Linked DNA regions of Homo sapiens: region 1 is linked to region 2. A link is a loop called in an ENCODE intact Hi-C map of the cell type or tissue named here. Cell type or tissue: dorsolateral prefrontal cortex. All regions are shown on one strand. Each heading gives the region's core, and the rest is flanking DNA. Links, peaks and the distances in the headings are about the cores only. Region 1 overlaps RERE (arginine-glutamic acid dipeptide repeats). Region 2 overlaps RERE (arginine-glutamic acid dipeptide repeats).

Region 1 (2,914 bases), core at 308-2,807, 170 kb before region 2:
GGCCTACCAACACTCCAAAATCCATTTTTCAAAAAGTTATCTTCATTTAATGAAATGTCTTTAGAAAGAACTTTGCCCAAAGCTAAGAAACACACAAATCAAACCACAAGGACATATTTACCATTTTCATTATGTCGATCCTGAACCAAATGCTGATACACAGAATCTGGAACCTCAGATTGACGGTAGTACCATTTGACGTTCATGAGGAGATGGTCCCTCTTACTCTGAAAAGGAAAATCTAACAGCATTAGGAACAGGATTTCAGGTGGCCACAAGTGCATATCATACCCATGACCAAAAGCCCCTGTAAACGGGTGGACACGTAGATAGGGAGAGACACAATTACCATCAGGACCACAACAATACATAAGTCAGTTATGAGGTCAAGTTTTGTTTTTTAAAAACACCCATCAATAGATCCCTCTCACCTTACCCCTCTAAACTGCTTATTTCAGGAAACAAAAGGAGACCAGTCTTGAATCTGTTTATCTCCCCAGTTTAACTAATCCATTCAAAATTACATTTTTATTTAACATTAACTATACAATACTACATTAATATATCCTTCTATTTTAATCTTTAATCATTTTGGTAAATATTTAGAGTCAGTGTTAGCTGACTGTCAAGGCTCATTAAGGGCAATAAGGCTAGAAAGAACTTACCCCACAAGGCCTGGCACAAAATAATCTCTTCTCCAAGGTTTGCCTATTACCCAGACTAAATCAGATTCTCCTTCCACTGTTTAGCCACAGTTATTGTTAAGTGCCAAATGAATATAGCGAAGAATGGGTGGTGATGAAGGTACTATGAGTCCAGAGACCTCATCTCATTTATTTCCGAATCTCCAGATAATAGAACATCTTGTATAAAATTATTTGTGAATAATGAAGAATTTTATGATTATCACATAAATGATCCTGTAAATGTTTGTAGGACACTGCACTATGTTATCCCTAAAAGTTAATTTTGTTCCCAGTTTGTTCAGAGAATAAAGGATCAAATATTGCCCTTCCATTAGCAAGTTATGGGGCTGCAGCTTGCAAAAGATCATCTCTGTGGCTGGTCAAGAAATAGCTCAACAGGGAGTGCACTGAGGTTCCCTGCGGCCTCCTAAAATACTTTTCCAACCCATGTGCGGCCTTAACAGGCTTCTCCAAGGTGAATGCAGTATCATGCCTTTCAGCAGCCTCTACGTTCTCATCACAGGCCCGTTGGTCAGTAATGAATGAGAGCTAAAATTCAAGAAATGCCTCATGTTTATAAAGGGGATGCCTAAATCCTAAAATATGATAAAAGAGCCCTCATTAATGAAGGAAGATGCTTCCTGCTTTAACGAGCAAGTCACAAATATAGCCAACACTAAAACACCAGGAAGGTTCCAAAAAACCTTTGCTAAAAAACACTTAAAAGCCATTTAAAGAATCAGAAAGATGACAATTGCCACAAGTTTCAACAGAACTCAAATGTGAAGATGTGTTATTTCTTTTTTTTTTCCTTTTCTTTTTTTTTTTTTTGAGAAGGAGCCTCACTGTGTCGCCCAGGCTGGAGTGCAGTGGCGTGATCTCGGCTCACTGCAACCTCCACCTCCTAGGTTCAAACGATTCTCCTGCCTCAGCCTCCCAAGTAGCTGGGATTATAGGTGTGTGCCACCATGCCCAGCTATTTTTTGTATTTTTAGTAGAGACATGTTTTGACAATGTTGGCCAGACTGGTCAGGAACTCCTGACCTCAGGTGATCCATCCACCCACCTCGGCCTCCCAATCTGCTGGGATTTCAAGCATGAGCCACCACGCCGGCCGAAAATGTGCTGTTTTAAAGTAAATACAAAAATTAGCCGGGTATGGTGGGGCATGCCTATAATCCCAGCTACTCAGGAGGCTGAGGCAGGAGAATTGCTTGAACCTGGGAGGCGGAAGTTGAGGTGAGCCAAGATCGTGCCATTGCACTCCAGCCTGGGCAACAAGAGCAAAACTCCAGCTCAAAAAAAAAAAAAAAAAAAAAAAACAGAACAAAACAAAACAAAAAACCAAAGTAAATAACATAAATACCAAGATTCTTTTTTTGCATTTAACTGTGCCAAATACACATGCCTACAAAAATACGGCATCATCACTGGTTTAATTACACTTTATACATAGAATAATCCTACATGATGAGTACTCTTTAATATTTATGCATTTTATGCCTTTATATTAAAATTTCTGATGGCAAAAAAAACTTTCTACACTGTTTATGCTTCAGATGGGAAAAAGAGGACATACCAGTATGTTAAATAAATAGAATAAATGTTACATGTAGCAGTTTAGAGAAATAATTACTTTCAGCAGGGGATTATGGATGTGCTAACATCTGACTTGAGAAAAAATGGGAGAGATTTCAATGAATTTTTTCATTGAAATAAAGATAGACAAACTACTGAACATATCCAGACCCCACAGTCCATCTGCATGCATCAACGAAGCCATTCTGGGGAAATATGGAGAAGAACCTGAGTCCTGACTCTGTCTGGCCTTTAGTGAGCTTACAGGACAACTGGAGTTTTCTAACTCTATTGCTGACCAAATACACAGGCAGCAAGGGACAAATCGCCAGGACATGGGAGAGCAGCTAGAAAGTGTAGGAGATCAGGATATACCACCTCAAAATATGCTCTCTGGCACAAGGATTATTTAGCCAAGAACTTAAGAGGGGTAGAGGAAAAATTATATTTTGTCTCCAAGAAAACTTAGTTTCTTCCCTCGGCAGGATAATAAAAAGCAGGACCAGGATAAGATTACTCATTATAGAAAAAATATATATAAACCAGGGGAAGAAGCAGCACCTGTTTGGCAGTGCTTGGGGATGCATTCAGTTAAAATACGCTGTCTATAATAAGGACTTGCTCAACCTCAGCACTACTGACATTTGGGC
Region 2 (2,914 bases), core at 132-2,631:
ACATCGTGCCACTGCACTCCAGCCTGAGCAACAGAGTGAAATTTTGTCTCAAAAAACAAAAATTGCAATTAATAGTTTAAAATATTAAATCTAAATTTATAGGAGATTCATTAGTTTGCCCTTGGTAATCCCCACTTTCTGCCTTGTAAAGCCTAAGACCCTAAGAAGCTCTACAAACTAGAGCTTCTTAGGCTTCAAAACAGTTCTTTCCAAACCATATTTGATGAATTATATGTAAGATGAGTCAATAACATAAGGATTAGATTTCCCTGAAAATGCATAGAAGGTTAAAAATTAGAAGAAAAAGTGATAGGCATAATAGGCTCTGGGTTTTGCTTAATGCAAACGTTCTGAAAGGTTCAACATTAACACAGACATTCACAAATGAGGCATCTAATTTTAACTTTGTTTTAAAAAGTTGTTTAAAAAAAAAGTCAAAATAAGTCAAACTCTTCCCATTTGTTTGAATAGAGGGTACATTTACTTCCTACCCAACAAGATTTGAAAACAAAAGACATATTAGCTATAAAGATATATTCCTTTCACTTAATGCTCCACAAATGTCTGAAAAGCAAACTCAACTCAATTTAGTTGAGTCAATAAGGGAATTCCAGTTTTCCTTTTTTCTTTTCTTTTTTTTTTTTTTTTTTTTTTTTTGAGACGGAGTCTTGCTCTATCGCCCAGGCTGGAGTGCAGCAGCGTAATTTCGGCTCACTGCAAGCTCCACCTCCCGAGTTCAAGCAGTTCTGCCTCAGCCTCCTGAGTAGCTGGGATTACAAGCACACGCCACCACGCTCGGTTAATTTTTATATTTTTAGTAGAGATGGGGTTTCATCACCATGTTGGTCAGGCTGGTCTCGAACTCCTGACCTCGTGATCCACCCGCCTCGGCCTCCCAAAGTGCTGGGGTTACAGGCGTGAGCCAACGCGCCCGGCCAGGCAATTCCAGTTTTTCTAAGACAGTATTGTAAACCAAGCAGAGATATTCCCTAGGGCCATATAATTCTGATACATTAGCTAATCTTTGTAAGCCAAATCAGAGCACTTCTTTCCAAAACTCACATTTCTACCAAACCGGGACACCGTGTGGTGGGGAAAGAGTTCAGAACACCTGGTATATTTTTCCAAAGCAAAATTTAACTTTCCATTGCCAGGAGAAGCATGAACATGTTGACTTATACTGCCCTCTAGAGTCTCCTTCTAATATTTTTTAGCCTGAAATAATTAATTCTAATCATAAGACTCTTCTAATTACTCAAGCTTTCAGTATTCTAATATTGTAAACTGACGTTTATTTATTTATTTATTGAGAAGAAGTCTCCCTCTATTGCCTAGGCTGGAGTGCAGTGGCACGACCTCAGCTCACTGCAACCTCCACCTCCTGAGTTCAAGCAATTCCCCTACCTCAGCCTCCAGAGTAGCTGGGATCACAGCCATGCACCACCACACCCAGCTCATTTTTGTACTCTTAGTAGAGACGGGTTTTCACCATGTTGGCCAGGCTGGTCTCAAACTCCTGACCTCAGGTGATCCACCCGCCTTTGGCTCCCAAAGTGCTGGGATTACAGCATGAGCCACTGGGCCCAGCCAACTGACCTTTTTTCAGTGGATTAGTAGTCTTTTTTTTGGAGGGCGCGGGGTGGGGGGAAAGGAGTCTCGCTCTGTAGCCCAGGCTGGAGTGCAGTGGCGCGATCTCGGCTCACTACAACCTCCGCCTCCAGGGTTCAAGCGATTCTCCTGCCTCAGCCTCGTGAGTAGCTGGGATTACAGGCATGCGCCACCATGCGCAGCTAATTTTGTATTTTTCATAGAGACAGAATTTCTCCATGTTGGTCAGGCTGGTCTTGAACTGCCGACCTCAGGTGATCCGCCCGCCTCAGCCTCTTAAAGGGCTGGGATTACAGATGTGAGCCACCGCATCTGGCTAGTAGTCATTATTAAAACATACAATATTTCAATTACCCACTGTTTTTTATTTTTTTGTTGTTTGTTTGTTTTGGACAGCGTCTCGCTCTGTCGCCAGGCTGTTGTGCAGTGGCACAATCTCAGCTTACTGCAACCTCTGCCTCCCGGGTTCAAGCGATTCTCCTGCCTCCGCCTCCCAAGTAACTGGGACTACAGGCACGCGCCACCACGTCCAGCTGATTTTTGTATTTTTGGTAGAGACGGTGTTTCACCATGTTGGCCAGGATGGTCTTGATCTCTTAACCTCGTGATCCGCCAGCCTCGGCCTCTCAAAGTGCTGGGATTACAGGTGTGAGCCACTGAGCCCGGCCAATTACCCACTATTCTTAAAGGTCAGCAGTACTTCCCCAAAGGACAGGAATGCACCCCAAACAGAATCTTCTAATTTGCTTATTTAAAAAAAGTTTTAAATAGCTCAAACTGCAAAGACTTCTAAAACAAAGACCACTTGTAGCATATATTAATTAATCCATGTAGCCCAGAGTTTTGTCTAGCAAAACCCAAGTTCACACATTTGACCACATGCACACGAACCTCAGCCAACGCAGCCAACGCTCCCCAGAGGCTACTTCTGCAGCTAAGCATCTGTCCTTTCAGCTCCTGGCAGTTCCTGCCTTTTCTCTTGCCAGGCAACCAGAGCTCTAAAGGGATCTTAATGCACTAATGAGAAGCCATGACAACCAAGACCTGCGGTAGCTGCAAAGCACAAACACCAGTATCCACTTTTACTGAGCACGCATGCAATAAGCAATGTGCTAAGGAATCCAAGTAAATTAAAATCATTCCTCTAACCTAATAACTCCATAGGCACCTATAACACACCATAACTTGAAACTTTCTATCATTCTTTATATTTAAGAACTTATTAAAAGGCAGGCTTTACCATGCACCACTGGTAGTATAGCTTGCCTCAGCTGTTATAGTAACTATAGAAGTAGGGTTATTTTCT

Evidence for each region. Hi-C counts contacts between places; a loop is a spot of excess contacts. Peaks named below come from ENCODE experiments on the same cell type or tissue, not always from the same donor. Only the 100,000 strongest peaks of a DNase experiment are listed, where the experiment ranks them.
Region 1: it touches region 2 in a loop (3-fold over the local background); 95 of 110 quality-filtered maps call a loop at or near these places.

What each region holds. Positions count from the first base shown.
Region 1 is chr1:8,557,297-8,560,210 of GRCh38, forward strand. It overlaps RERE (arginine-glutamic acid dipeptide repeats), which reads right to left. Exons shown (of 23, transcript NM_001042681.2): 5 at 122-227. Among named protein-coding and RNA genes, the nearest start is that of SNORD128, 64 kb to the left of the region's middle. In dorsolateral prefrontal cortex, for the core only: no CTCF peak of the experiment used is centred there; a DNase peak (open chromatin) is centred at 1,822; H3K27ac peaks cover 472 bases.
Region 2 is chr1:8,725,516-8,728,429 of GRCh38, forward strand. The region is part of intron 1 of RERE (arginine-glutamic acid dipeptide repeats); the gene reads right to left. Among named protein-coding and RNA genes, the nearest start is that of RERE, 91 kb to the right of the region's middle. In dorsolateral prefrontal cortex, for the core only: CTCF peaks have their summits at 1,186 (motif pointing left) and 1,389; a DNase peak (open chromatin) is centred at 2,556; H3K27ac peaks cover 1,957 bases.